Regions from separate parts of the Homo sapiens genome. Here region 2 is linked to region 1. A link is a loop called in an ENCODE intact Hi-C map of the cell type or tissue named here. Cell type or tissue: heart right ventricle. All regions are shown on one strand.

Region 1 (8,000 bases):
CTCTGGTACAGATGTAAAAGACAGTAAGGAGTTCTGAAAGGATCAATAGGACTATAAAAAATAGATTCTCAAGTTTTACCATCTCTGTCTTATGAAGTTAGCCCTTTATTTATTTATTTATTTAGCTATGAGTGAGTACAATGCTGATTGCACCTGAAGAACATTTTATATTCTGTTTCAGAAACTTGTTAATACCTTGCTTATTAATTAGAAAATAGTGTGGGTGCCTTGTATTCGGGCTAGGAAAGAGACTCCCATTGCCCCGAGTCTCCACTAAAACAGAGCACAGAGCCAACCACCTTTAACATCCAAAAATGAGCCTCTTAGACATATCAAAGTAAGTCTAGCTGAGAGCTGTGTAGCAGACAGCCACAGGGCCCCATCATGATTAATGGTGTCAGTATGAAGTCCCATGTCTGTCATCTGGGTGCAATGTTTGTGATGATGGCATATTCCGCCTTTCAATTCTCACTTTCCTCTTAAGGAAGACTGCTCATTTTTATCCTCTGAGCATGTTCCTAACAAGACGGATGTACCATCACACGTTTAAGGAGGAAGAAAAAAGGGCAACTGCAGGAGTTCAAGTAAAAAATGAAAGCTGAATCATTCTCAGTAATATCCCAAATTTATATCCCTTAGTATCACAAACTGAATTACCTCTATAAACATTAGTTTAGAAAAACAACTTTTCACTTACAGCTGCATGGTAAAGAACCACATCACCTCCATACAGGAAGGATCTTATTTTCAATCTAATGTGCCAATGGCAGTTTCCAATAAGAAGAAGCAATTTGCCAGCCTTGCCAATTACAATTTGTCCTTGGCTGAAGATGACAGCAAAGTCTGTGCCTCTGGTTCATTGAAAACATCAGAAAGATATCCCTAATACTCAGTCTGTTTCTCTGTGAAGTTAAGCATTAAGGAGGTGATTAAAATTCAGCTTAATTTTGGTACCAAATCAAAGGAAAGACATTGCTATCTGATGGTAGGAGAGGGTTTCAAAACTATCCAAAGCAGCAATGACATGTATTTACATTCCAAGCCCTGTGGATGACATTGAAGCTTGGTGCCTCCAGTTTCACCCTCGCCAGGAAGTGGCTGTTCTGTATCCCATGGATATAGGGCTAAAGGAGGTATCGACACTTACTGCACACAGATTGATTTAAACATGCAGCTCTTGCCTCACTTAATACCTCTTTTATTAAAAGATGACCCTTGGCCATGAAAGAAAGGTCTGGGAAGAAATGGCTCTTATTGTGACACTGGTTTTCTGTGTAATGATCAGAAAATTATTTTCCCTCATTTTGCCCAAGCTATAATGTTAAGACACATCAGAGAGTTGATTTGTGAGGTTGCTATGATGACAGAATCACATGAAAAAGCAGATTGGAGATATCTGCTGTGTTAATAGGCTTTTAAAGATAAGTAAACCGATGACACCCAAACAATTATCCAAGAAAACACTTTTGAAGTTGGTCTGCCACTATTACATCAATGCAACACTGGATTATTAGTGTGAGGAAGTGGGAGACTTTGCTTGCTAATTAAAGGTAATACTTATGTCCTGACAATGATTTGATGCACAGGAAATTAAGCCTAAATTATCTCCTCTGGTTCAAGCATCAAATAAATGTTTTAGGGAGAGACATGATCTGGTGATTTATTTATTAATTCAATAACCCTTCATTGAATGTCAACTCCATGCCTGATTGGCTTCACTAGAGGCACAAAGGTGAGTAAAACTGGGCTCCTGCCTCAAAGGACTTGCAGAAGACTGAAGGGGGCACACCTGCTCCTCAGCCCTGGCCACTACACTTGCCCTCACTTGGAGGCTCACACTCTTCATGAGCTGCCTGCCCACTTTCCATGCTGATCTCTGTGGGAACACACTCTACTCCATTTTTACCTAATTAACTCCTACTTATCATTCAGATTTTAGCTCTGTGCCTGGCACATGGTATTTGCTCAATAATTATTATTGAATGAATGACTAAATGAACAAAACATCATAATACAATACAAGAAGTTCTCAGATACAGGAGGAAGCAAACAGCTCTTGGGCGCTGGGACCATGTTAAGGATATCAAGGAAGGCTTCACAAAGGGCATTTGAGCTCGTGGTATTTGAGATAGATTTTGAATGGAATTGAAGGGTAAATAAGGGCAACATGAAGAGAGGGTTACAAAGTGGTGAGAAAAAAGGAAAACTTATACTAAACAAAGGGAACATCATCTGCAAAGGCATGAAGGTATAAATGAGAATGAAGTGTTGGACAAACAGCAAGTTTAGGGTGACTAAAACATAGAGCACATTGAGAACAGTTTAAACTGGAAAGTATGTATGAACTCTATGTTGAAGGCCTTAGATGCCATAGTTAAAAGTACTGATTTTTTTCCTAAGGTGATGGGAAGTCTTTGAAGGCTTATACATAGGTGTATCTATTGAGATTCAGAGGCAAAGTAAGTGAAAAACAGTAACCACTCTAGCTTAAGGAGAAAAAGAAGAATTTATTAAAGAATATTAAGTAGTTCAGAGACACTCTGGCAGAGACTGTGAGTCCAGACTTAGAGACTCCAGCAAAGACCACTGAGCACATACTCTAGCGGTCACATCAAGACCCTGGGCACTAGGCAGCAAAACCTCCCCCAGTACTCTAAGAAAGCCATTCCTGTCACCCTCAACAGAAATGAATTCCACACAGCACCTCCTTCCTCCCATTGCTTTTTGTCTAATCATAGTCATGCTTATATTCTTCTGATTGGCCCAGGTCGTATGCCAGCACCATAGCTGCAAGGGAGACTGGAAAGTGAATTTCTAGCTTCTATCTAGGAAACCCTGATGTGAGAAATTCCAAGCACAGAAAAGGTATTTCAAAGAAGCTAAAAGGCTACAAATCATAGAAACTATCCACTGCCACATGGAAGATGCATAATCAAGTTGACATCATAAAAAGATTCATTTGGTAGCATTATTGAAAATGGATTGGAGAAGAGGAGAGTTGGGAGACAAGGGGATCAATTTAGAAGGTTAGAGCAGGCAAAAGACGAAAAGAACATAGACTTTAGTGCTGACTGTGGACACAGAAGAGTGAACACAGAACAAGGATATAAGATCTAGGAAGCAAGAACCTGGTCTGTCTTTTCACTTCTGGAACAACAGCACATAGCAGGTGTTCAATAATTTTTGCTTTTATTGTTAAAGAGTAATTTACATACAATAAAATTCACCTTGTTTGTGAATTTTGAAAATTGTATATCATAATGTAACCACTACCACCATCAAGATATAGAACAGTTCCATCACCCCCTAAATTTCTTCATGTTGCCCTTTCATAGTCAATCTCACAACTCCAGCCCCTGGCAACCACATACACACAGTATGTAACCTTTCGAGTCTGGCTTCTTTCATTTATCATAGTGTGTTTGAAGTTCATCCTTATTGTGGTTGTATCAGTACTGTGGTACATTTCTGTTTTTTCCTTAGTAATATTCCGTGGTACAAATATACCAGCATTTATCCAGGCCCCAGTGGAAAGATATTAGAGTTGTTTCTAGTTTGATGGAAAATAAATCATCCATATGTTTGTTCCAAAATAATTTTTATTTCATTTGGGCAAATACCTAAGAATAGAAGCACTGGGTCATATTATCAGCATATGATTAACTTAATAAGTCAATTATCAGCATATGATTAACTTAATAAGTTAATAAGTTACTGGAAACTGTTTTCCAAAAGCAATGTATTAGAGTTTAAGTTACTCTGCATCCTTTCATGTACTTGAGATTGTCATTTTTTAAAGTTATTCCAATAGGTATCCAGTAGTACCTCATTATGGTTTTAGTTTGCATAATAGGTATCCAGCAGTACCTCATTATGGTTTTAGTTTGCATAATAGGTATCCAGCAGTACCTCATTATGGTTTTAGTCTGCATTTCCCTGAAGACTAGTCATGTTAAACATCTTTTCATATTCTTATTTATATTTGATTGATCTTTTTTGATAAGATGTTCAAATATCTTGCCGTAACTGTTAAATAAATATTTGATGAATTTATAAGCAAACTTACACTAAAGATATTTAGAAAAATAAAGTTACCTCCACCTGAAATAATTGGACATTGCTAGGGAAAGGGAAAGGATGGAGTCGAGGAGCACACCACACTTTTAAGTGAATATTGATTAAGAGAGTTTAGCCAAAGGATTTAGAAAGCATAACCAAAGATGGCTGTTCCTGAGCCTAATTAATTATTACAATTCAATAGTTTGCACCCAAACCTAAAATGCATAGAACTGGATAGCTTACTAATGCTTCCTAGAAATTTTCTGCATTTGTAAAAACAGATAAACTTCAATTAGTTTTTACCTCCTTCTTCTAAAATAAATAAGTCTTGATAGCCAATCCCATATCATTCACCAGGAAATGCTAGCAGTGGCTCAGTGTTTGCTCTACCAAAGAGTACTAAATAAAATATTCAATCACGAGAAAGAGAAATGTAAAACTGCAAGCTGTAGGCCCCAGAAGCTAATTAAATGGTTGGTCCTTTGTAATCACCTTCTCTACAGTGAAGGAAGCTGAATAGCAAGGTCAAGAGATTAGACTTTGCTGCCTTCTGAGTCATTGAAGAACCACAGGATCTTGGACAGTAGGGAATAGCTAATAGCTGACGGAAGAAGAGTTGCTTTCTTTGCCTAGGACTTCCAGATTATAAAAATAACACTGTAGGTTGCATCTGAGCCAGGCCAGCACTCCACTGGGTCTCTTGCTGCAGCTGGGAATGACGATTGCTGCATGGCCAGAGCAGCTGACAGTCGAGGGAAGCTGGAGCCAAAGAGTAGACATGGGCCCGCCAGCATATTTGGAAGCTTCATGAAAGATGAACTAATCTTGTTCTCCATTTAAACAGTTATAGTAGAACAGTAGACATCAAGACAAATTGAAAGAAGAAAATAAAATATGGAATACATATCATAGTGTTACTGTGAAGTAAAAACATTAGCTGAAAAAAAGTGCACTGTCCCTTGAATCAGCCCAAGCAATATTATGAAAAGGCCAGGCTAGGGGGTGTGAATTTTCTCCATCCTCTATTGAATCTTCCACTGGAGTAAAACAACAGTGTGGAGACCTCAAAGATCACTGATTTCAGCCCTCACTTCCTCAATAATATGTGTGATAGAAGGGTATAAGAGAGTTTATGACTCCCCCATGCACAGGAAATTATTTGGTAGCATTACAAGTTAGAACTTGGATCTGGTGATTTGCCACTCAGTCACTCTGCCAAAAATGTCAGCGAGAAAGAATGCAGCCCCAGTATGGGGTCTGTAACTACACACTTCCAAAATTTTGTATAGGGTTTTTGATAAAGCCTTTGCTTTATCCTACCCCTTTCTCTGCTCTTAAAAAATAAATAAGTTACCAGAGAACTTACCATTTAATAATTTTTAAACACATGTTATACTTAATATAAAAAAACACTCTATTTAATGTAAAGCTAAGAGGGATGAAAGAGAAGAAACAAAATTAATAGAAGAGAATTTCCATAGCATGGTCTTGTGGGAATGGCTGTATCTGGAGTTAGGTGTTAGTCCATGAACTCGGGAAATACTCCTGGGGTTCTGTTTGTTACTAAAATGAACATGTTAATGCTTTCCTATTAGGGATGTTGTTGGCTTCTCCAGATCTCCAGGATTGTGCACATTCTAGGTCACACTGTTGCAGGACTTTTCCTTAATTCAGTTAAAGATGGGGTGCTTTGTCCCACAGCCATGAAAATTCAGGCTCACAGACAATTTGAATGATGAGTGAGACAGGGTTTTATTGGGTGAAGAGGAAGAAAAGGGGGAAACAGGGACTCTTGCTAGGTCAGAGTCCCTTCTAGAGCACTTCACACCCACTGTTCAAATCCCAGGCTCCACACAGGAAGAGGAGGAGCCAGACTCCTCCCTACTACAAACATCGTAAACTTCATAAGGCTCCACCTCAGTGGGCAAGCTGGCTGGAGTTTCTCTGAGGACCCCCTCCCACCTGGCTGTCTCAGTACTGCCTGGTCATAAAATCAGAAGCCACAGAAGAGAAATCTCCCTCTTCCTGGAGGACCTATTTAGTTCTGCATTAAATAATTTTAATTATTAATTTTGTATTCAAATAAAAACACAGATAATAGAAAAGAATGCAAAATTTTAAGAAATTTAATGTAAATTACACGATTTTCAAAAAATTGAAGGTCGTGGCAAGTTCCTTTGCCTGTGCCTTCAAATATATTTTCTCTACTTCACAAACACAAATGAAAACAAAACTCACACTCCTGAGAAGTGGCAGTTATTCAGTGAAAAGAGTTTTAGAAAGGAAACATTTTGCTTGTCTTTAATACAGTTTCTTTCTTTCCTCTGTCAAATTGTTTCTAAGGTGGGAAACTACATGTGCGTGCTTGACACAACTTGAAAACAATACAAAACAACAAATCACAATTGCAAAATCATACAACACAAATGGAATCACAGTCCATAAGGGAGGCCATGAAAGAGAGAGTGCATGTGGTGGACATATTAAGCTGATATGCAGACCTGGTAAGTTTCCAAAATGTTCTGGGACTAAATCAGGGACAGGAATACACAGAGGGAAGCCCATACTTGGTCGAGGTTGGTTCACAGCAGAAATGACAGTGTAAAGATCAATAACAGTCCCTTGTTACTGAGAGGGCACCGTTTTCACATTCAGAAGGGCTTGTCCCTGGACTACATAACTGCCCAGTTATTTTTCTTCGGTAAATCAAAGCTATCAATTACAGCCTCCTAGAGCAGCTACTCCAGCTGCTGTAGGATAGACAGGGCTGAAAAGGAAAATCATTGACTGTGCATAGCTCTTTCTGGACTTGTCTCCTGCCAGGGATGGTGTCAGACAAGTGCTGAAGGCACTGTTTGTTTCCTGCCCCAATGCTGAGCTCAGACCACAACCGAATCCAGAGCCTGCCATTTATCACTTGACCACGTACATCTGAACCTGCAAGACCCTCGCACAGCCTTCACTGAGGTGTGAAAACTGACAGTTTCCTTCTCCTGCCACTGGTTCTGCAGTAATTAAAGCTTTTTTGCTATCGCACTCCTATTAGTCTCTTGGTTTTAAAGATGCTGCTAACACAGTTAAGTGTGTATTACCAAACTCTGAATTAAAGTGCTTTTACAAGCCACAAGAAAACCAGATTAAGCTAGCAATTTTTATAAGAAAATGTCTTAGTAAAAGGTTTTTACAATGGCTTTTTGAGCAGAAGTTTGAATTATTTACAGACAGTAATGATTTTCAGAAATCATTTGTTCAGATAGTAACTATTGATTGCTACTTTGAGCTAGGCACTGTTCTAACCTATACACTAACACTATTTGATAGTTGTGCACATGGATTAAACTTAAAAGAATTGTTTAAAAGTAAATGATTAATACATGCTTGTAAAAAATAAGTTAAAAAATACTCGAGGACAAAATGAAAAGCAAATGCCTTTCCCATGACCACCATTCCCATCCTACTATTAATAATTTGTTAATTCTCCAGTCATTTTTCTCTCTGTGTACAATGTGTGTGTGTGTGTGTGTATTTAAATATAAACTGTTTAATAGTGTTTTTGCTTTTGAAAAAATGTCATAATGCGATAAATACAGTTCTTTGACATAACTTTTTAATTCAGTAATGTATTGTGGACATTCCTCCATGAATCATACATATCTTTTTTATTCTTTTAACAGCTATATAATGTCATACAAAATTAACCTACCTTATTTCCCCTATCAATGAATATTAAGTTTTTTTCCAACTTTTCCCCATTACAACAAGTTAGTTATCCATGAGCACCCTTGTATTTATATCCTTGTGTATTTGGGATCGCAATTCCTCATACCCCTGTCAGTATTGGAGATTACCAATCCTATTAAATTTTTGCCAGTCTAAATCTTTTTTAAATGCATCAGTTAAGAAGTTTATTTTGTTTTTGATGTAAGAGATGGGGTCTCATT
Region 2 (8,000 bases), 400 kb after region 1:
AGTAGAAAGATGTTCATAGCATGTTTCACAATAAAAGATTCTTAAGGCAAGTTTCATCTCTCCTAATAGTTTTTCCTAGGACCGGCCCCAGCCTTAGCTCTGCCAAATGGAATCTCATAACTAAGATCAGTTCTGGGAAGATTTAAAAGCATCCAAATCAGAGGAATGTGGATGAGGTGTCAAGAGACTAATGTGGGTTTTTATCACTTGCTCCCAGTTCCTTTCAGGGAGCAACCTCTGAGGAGGATTCCCATCCACTCCCCCAAATGGTGAAAGAAGGGATTTGGTCCCAGTGTTGAATCTCACCTAGCATGTCTGAAATCCCAGAAACTGCCTGTTAACATAGAGGCATGAGGCTGAGCAAGGAAGTGTCTGAGTTTAGAAAATTCAGAGTCACCCAAAAAGAAAACAAGAGGTACGGAGAGAGATGCAGATAAGCAGTAGAGAATGAATATATACATTAGAACCAGGGTTGTTAGCAACAGGGCTACATGCAAAAGTGCCAGAAACGGAACCCAAGTTCCTCTGTTTCTTTCCCCAGAAAAGAGTCAAGAAACGGGGCTCTGATTAAACACACACTCTACGTATATTCACACTTTTATGCGAGGATTTTCCAGCATTTATTTTAACTTCAGATTAAGGACCTAAACATGAGCTATCAATTCAGAAAGTGAAAATATTATTTATCCTTTACTTTCTCCAATTGCTAGCAAATCGGAAAAAGTACGACTATTACCTGATATATGGCTTAATGTTATTATACCGGAAACATTTTTATTCTCCTAAAAAGAAAAGATGACTGTAGATGACCAACATTTTCTTCATATGGTGAAACACTTTCTGCTCTCACAAAAATAATCTGAATACTCAGAAAGTCTGATGTGGTGGGAAAAGGGCCATAGTGTTTCAGAAGTCTGCACATACACACACACACACACACACACACACACATACACACACCTTCTGGAAGAAATGGCTTATTCAAGTTTTTCACCAGGCAGGCCACATCCACAGCCTAAATGAGTTGCAGCTGCTCTGTTCTAGACACATTGAAGAGGGTGAAAGTAGGGGACAGAAGTTTCAGAAACTGTCCCTTCTTATAAGTAAGTCATGATTGATTACTATCATAATTAAAATATAGAATAAGAAAACTCTGATGTTCAAAGAAAAGGATCAGGATAGTGATGTTTTTCTGCCTAAAAGGAAATCACTAATGATCCAGACATCAGTATAATTGACTGGAAATTAAATAAAACAGCAACAAGCTGAAAAACACATCAGGGAGTGTCATACCATAATCGGGGATCATTTTTCCCACCACCACTTAACATAAGCTTCAAGAGGTGGGAAAGCGAATTGCCAGGCCCCTTTCTGCATTCTGTGGGTTCCAGCAGCTCCTTTAATCTGTTCAGCTGAGTTCTGGCATTGACTGCCACAGGGTTGGAACGAGGACCTGACTCACTTATATGTATTTGACATTGTCAGGATTTTTTCCCCAAATAAATAAAATATGCCACAAATCATGTATTTTTTTAATGTCACAGTTTGTCACATAATAAGGCCTCTTCTGTAACATTTTTTCAAATGTCAGTGTCATTTCCTGGGCAAATAACAGAGGGAAGTAGGTTTTCTAACATCTTGGCCAAAACTGGTTGAGTTCCAAGGTGGCTCTGTGTCAGGGTCCTTTCCTGACGTGACTTATGGTACTATTTGGAGAGTGCTTTCCTCAGATCATAAAAGGTGGACAAGAAAAACCTCGGAAAGATTTGCTGTAGGCATTCAGGATGTCCACTGAATAAATGTGAATTATTACAGCCTAAAACTTAATTCTATAGAGTAAGGTTGGATGCTTAGCACATGGTCAAAAATAATGAAAAGGGAGACAACCATGGTGACAGGTGATGTAGAAATAAATGGACCGAGAAAAATGCACCAGTATTAGCTGAGCCTCTGAGAATTCACCTGCAAGGAAAGCACTCCCTTGAAAAATGGGATTATCATCTATGCCTAGGTCCAATCATTGAGTTAAATATATGTCCAGTTATCAGTAAATAAGCATAAATTACAGAAAAGAACATTACACATCATGTTATGGCATATGCCAGGTTTCTACAATACAATACAGATTATATATATAAAACATAAAGAAAAATACAATACCTTCTCTTACAAAGAAACTTTCCTAGAGAATACCTAAATCACTCAACACAGGCATGCAAACATATTTTGAGATGTCACCAGTGTGGTGGGATGGGAAGGACACTGGACTTGGAGCCAGTAGATCTAGCCTTTATCTCAGCTCTTTCCCATCTCCAGCTAAGGAAGTAAGTTTTCTAACCTCTCTCAAGTCTCAGCTTTCTCCTTTACAAGATGATGATGAAAATAATATCTTTCATCCTCATCTTAGATGATTATTATGAAAATTAAATGAGATAATATGCTTGAAAATATATACTGTCCACAGCAGCTTTTTTGCCTTTTGGAGTTTTCAAGGAACTCCATTCATGCCCAGGGCTTTAATACCTTCAAATATCAACTGACATCCCCAAATTTGTACATTCAGTTGTTGCCTCCTTAGTAAATCTCAGAGCTCTATTTTCATCTGCCTCTGGATATCTCTACCTGGATAGCCTTCAGGCACTTAAAACTTAGTATGTCCACTTGAAATAGTCCTTTTTCTAAACACAGACTCTCTCACATACCACAATCCCTGCCCCCAACATATTCCCACTACAGTTAAAGTCACTACCCTCCACCCAAATCCTCAGATTCACCCTACATATCTCAATTTCCTTCAGGTATGCACCTAACCACACCCAGTCACCATGTGCAAAGTAGCTTCACTGTAAATTGGTTATCAAATTGTCTGAATCCAGTGATACAGAACACTCACATATAAGAAGTTACTTACAACGAGGCAGCAAGGGACAAAAGAAGGCTAAGATTCATTGTAAGCTGGCCCTCCAAGGCTCAGGGCAAATGGAGTCATGACCGCATGTCCCCACTTGTGCCAAAGCTGAGGGACCCCAGAAAGCAGCCCACCCTAGATTTTATACCTTGGGGTTATGTGATTTGCTAGGCTGAAGCATTGGAAGACCTCCAGTTTCTAGGGGAGACTAGAACAGAGACTGAGCTGTTCCAGCCAGTCCCTCCTTATCCCAGGATGTTGCGTTCTCAGCACATTCTATAGTTATTCTTGAGAACTACAAGTGAGAAAGATGGAGAACTGAGTCAGTCGAAGGCCATCCACAAAACTGCCCTGCACCATGTAGCATTGATCCTATGTCCTAAGTGCCTGTCAGGTCAGCCCCTTCTTTTCTATATACACTGTTGTTCTCCTAGTTGCTGTAGCCTCAAACCAGTCATCCTACCTGCAATCTCTCCACTGCCCTTTACTCCAATTCATCCTCTACATTGTCACCAGAATGAACTTTTGTAAATATATATCTGATCATATCAAACCCTGAGCAAAACCATGCAGTGACTTCCCATTGCCTTTGCGATAAGGCTCAAATGCCTTAGTTTGATCTACATGAACTTCATGCATTCATCCCACGTTGCCTGTTTGATCTCATCTCCCCACCCCTTCCCCACACCCCCACTCCCCAGACCGCTCTGTTCTAGTCACACTGAACTATTTTCTTCAAACCCAGAGGACTTTCTCAGTCTCTTTGTCTATCCTGCCCCCAGTGTAGGTAAAGGGATTGGGGAGAGCATACACTCAGGAGTCCAAAGGCTGGGTTCAAATCTACCCTGGGTGTGTCACTTGTTTTGGTTTGGGTTCACTCACAACTTTGGATTCACCCAGAAGCAGACTGAGACAAGGATTCAAGGGCCAGCAGTTTATTTGAGAGGTTCGGAAAATACCAGCAGGAGAGTAGGGAAAGGAGAAAGAGAAAAAACTTCGCCTTAGTTAACGGAACATTATCAAGCCCGCTGCCTCTATGACAGCTGACATTTTATCCCACAGGGAAACTGTGCAATAACGAAGAACTTTTGCCTCAGAGCTATCCCACCTAAGAATTAGCCACCTGAGAGGTAAGATTCCTCAGTTACTAATACACCAGTTCCTATCAGCCATTGGTTGAGGGTGAAACTGGGGGGTGGAGGTGGGGGATTGGAATATGGGGCTCTGCCATATTAGCAAACCTCTCTGTGTCTCAGTTTTCCCACTCCAAAAGCTAGGATAACACTAGTACCTATCTTTTAGGGTTGTTGTGAGGAGTATATGAGCTAATACATGTAAAGTACTAACAATAGTGCCAAGAACTTAGTAATCACTACATATATTCTAATTGTTGTTGTTAGTATTAATCTCTTACTATGACCTCTTCTGTCACACTAAACATCTGCTGGCAGGAAAATACTCTCCTAGCTCCAAAAGCATGTTCCTATCCTGGCATTCCCCAACCTTACTTTTGATTATATTCTTGGGTGTCTTTCTTTTCTACTAGCTAGTGTCCTGAGAGAAAACTTTGTCAAATTCTATGCCTAGCATAAAGTAGACACTCACTAAGTGTTTGTAGAATTGAGTTGAACTAAGTTGTCTTTCAATAAGACTTGTTTTCCTTTTGTGCCAAATAAAGAAAGAAAGAAGGAAAGAGTTATAGCCAGAAAAAGAAATAAAGAAAACAGAAAGGGAGTATTCAGTCAACATGCATTAATAGCAGGGGCTCAGTTAATATTTGTTGAATGAATTTAAATGTGAATATAAATTGAGCACCTACTATGTATCAGGCATTATGCTAGGCACTTAGACTACAACAATGATTATGTCAAGGTCCCTGCTATGAGAAGATGAGAGAGGATACACAGATTAACAAATGAAAGGAATAGGCATCATTGAGTTAAAGACAAGTTGGGAAAAGACAAGGACAGCCAAGGATAGTCATTGGTTTGGGTCAATGCTCATGAGCTACTATGAAAGTGTTATACAGTCATGACCAAAACTCGACTGGACTCTGAAGCTTCAGGAACTTTCCTGGCATCCTGTGGCACAGGCTTCCTTCTCAGGTACTGAGTATTTCTAATTCCGTGGTCAGCTCAGCACATCAGAAAATGTCACCAGTTCAAGTCCAGACATGAGCTCGCCCCTTTGTTGACTTTCACTTAAATCGCATGGCCATAAATTCAGTCTGTTCACATTATACAAAGGAAAAAAAATATCTTGGAAAGATGTGTTTTCTCAAAACTCTTCATGCACTGATATGGAATATTTGCAAGAGATTTATTAAGTAAAAGAAGCAAGGGAGAAGCCAGTATGTAACACCAGCTTCAAGTACATGGGATGACTGTGGATGCCACTCAGCCTCTTTCCCTAGCCATTCCCCATCACCCAATGGGCTCATAAAATGTGGTCACTGAGGCAGAGATTAAAGATATGCATAGGTTCAGTAATATAAATTCCAAGGCTGATCCAGCTACAGCCACCAATGAATGTCCAATCTTCCAGCATCAGAGAACAACACTGAGTCTCTGACATGACACTATTCTGTAGGGTGATCAATTTGGTTGCAGGTTGATTAGTCTGGACCACTACCATCATCAACAGGGGCAGAAATTTGTTCTTACTGGAATAAAAACTTACTCTGGATAGGAATTTGCCTTTGCTGCATGAAATAATACTGCTGAAAATGCCGTCTTTCAACTTACAAAATGTCTTATCCCTAGTATTCTACCCTCCAGCATTGCTTCTGATTAAAGAACTCACTTTACAGCAAATGAAGTGCAGCAATAGACCCAGGCTCGTGGAATTCACTAGTCTTATGTTCCCCACCATTCTGAAGCAGCTGGTTTGACAGAACGGTGGAATGGCCTTCTGAAGACTCAGTTACCACACCAGCTAGTTGGCAAAGCCTTATAGTGCTGGGTCAATGTTCTCTAGAAAGCTGATTATGTTCTGAATTTTCATCCAATATGTGGTGCTGTTTCTCTGATAGCCAGAATTCAAAAGTCCAGGAATTAAAGGGTAGAAATAGGAGTGGCATCACTCAAAATTAGCCCTAATCATCCACTGACAAAAATTTTGCTTCTCATCTCATGATTTCCCATCCGCAGCAGACCTTTGCCCTGCTGGTCCAAAGGTCTTAGTCTCAAAGAGAGTAAATGCTTCACTACACTGTATGATTTCACTACACTGTAAGTTAAGACTGGCACTCAGCCACTTACTACTCATGGCCCTGAATCAACAGGCAAAGAGGGATTTACTGTGCTGGCTGGGGAGACTGATGTTAATTACCAAGGGAAAAAAAAAACAGGTTGCTATTACAAAATGAGTGTACAGAACAGTATGTGTTGGAATACAGGAGATCCATTATGGCCGCAATCTCCAACTTTTTGGCACCAGGGACCAGTTTCATAGAAGACAATTTTTCCATGAACTGGTGGAAGGGGGAGGCAGTTTCAGGATACTACTGTTCCACCTCGGATCATCGGACATTAGTTAGATTCTCATAAGGAGTGTGCAACCCAGATCCCTCGCATGTGCAGTTCACAATAGGGTTTGCGCACCTATGAGAATCTACTGCCACCGCTGATCTGACTGGAGGCGGAGCTCAGGCTGTAATGCTCCTCACCCGCCACTCACCTCCTGCTGTGCAGCCCAGTTTGGTCCATGACCTGTGGATTGGGGACCCCTGCCTTATGGCATCTTTTAGTACAGCCATGCCTATTGCCTTGAATCGGTGAAAAACTACAACAACCCAGTTCAGGCAGGATAATGGCCCAGATCCTTCAGGAATGAGATTTGGGTCACCCCACCAGGCAAAGAGCCAAGATAAACTTAGGTGCTTGCTGAGGCCAAAATGAAAATGGAATATGTAATGTGTAGTGGAAGAAGGTAGCAACAAATACCAGTTATGATCATATGGCCGGTTGTAGAAATGAGAATTGTGATAGTTATTGGTACTGTTTTCTCATTTTGTTATGAATACATTTGCATATATTTTAACCAAATATATTTGTTTTCTTCCCACTCTTATTCTCTTATCATCTAACATAATATAGATGTTACAGTTTTAATTACAGTTCACTTTACATCAGTTAACTTTACATCAGTATACTTACAGTTTAATTACAGTTGACTTTACATCAGTATACTTAAGTTGCAAGATATTAAGAATAAGAGTGAATGTCACCCAAGGATTTGTGAAATAATTAGTATTCTGGGAAATAATTAGCATATTTGTATTCTACACAGGATACTTGTAACATGTTAAGTGGAAGTATGACTTTGTTACTGTCTTTATTTGGAGATTACGTATCGTTTAAAGAGGTATGTATGAGTGCCAAATTGACAAGCAGTGGACTTGTGATGATCAGTTTTATGTGTCAACTTGACCAGGATATGGTCCCAGTTATTCAATCAAATACTAAATCTAAGTGTCATGTGAAAGTATTTTGTAGACATGATTAGCATCTATGATCAATTGACTCTAAATAAAGAAGATTATACTAGATAATCTGAGTGGGCTCATTTCTATCAGTTGAATTCTGCCTGTGGCCTGAGAGTTCCAGTTTGCCCTTCCTGATAGACTGCCCTAAGGTATACAGATACATATAGGTATACATTTGCCTACACATGACTATCTCTGCAAAATGCACAAGGAACTTATATTGTTGATTGCCTTCTAGGAGGGTACTTAGTGGCTGGAAGTTGGGGGATGCAAAGCTACTTGTCACATATATCCTTTAGTAGCATTCAGTTTTGAACTATTGACTATATTACCTATTCAAAGAGTTTTAATTCCTTTATTTTTAAGAAATGTAATTCTCCAAAAGAATTGGATTCTAATTCTCACCTATTTTCTCTTCCATTTTTCATATACTCTTACATATGAAAAGTTCTTATCTATGTCCACCTAGGTAGATTGCTCCAAGAAAAGTCACTTGAACCATACAGTTTTCAAAATGTGGACTCCTTCAAGCTATACATGCCTTGAAAAGTTCAATGATCAACATAATTTTAAAAGACTTTGAAATTGTTCCAAATAATCTATCTT

What was found. A loop is a pair of places that touch in the nucleus more often than their neighbours do. Peaks named below come from ENCODE experiments on the same cell type or tissue, not always from the same donor. Only the 100,000 strongest peaks of a DNase experiment are listed, where the experiment ranks them.
Region 2: it touches region 1 in a loop (2.5-fold over the local background); 3 of 110 quality-filtered maps call a loop at or near these places.

Annotation. Positions count from the first base shown.
Region 1 is chr3:178,450,212-178,458,211 of GRCh38, forward strand. LINC01014 (long intergenic non-protein coding RNA 1014) reads left to right here. Exons shown (of 3, transcript NR_046786.1): 2 at 6,403-6,563; 3 at 6,883-7,094. Among named protein-coding and RNA genes, the nearest start is that of LINC01014, 35 kb to the left of the region's middle. In heart right ventricle, no CTCF peak of the experiment used is centred here; a DNase peak (open chromatin) is centred at 4,780; H3K27ac peaks cover 3,257 bases.
Region 2 is chr3:178,850,818-178,858,817 of GRCh38, forward strand. The region is part of intron 2 of KCNMB2-AS1 (KCNMB2 antisense RNA 1); the gene reads right to left. Among named protein-coding and RNA genes, the nearest start is that of KCNMB2-AS1, 5.6 kb to the right of the region's middle. In heart right ventricle, no CTCF peak of the experiment used is centred here; no DNase peak of the experiment used is centred here; H3K27ac peaks cover 608 bases.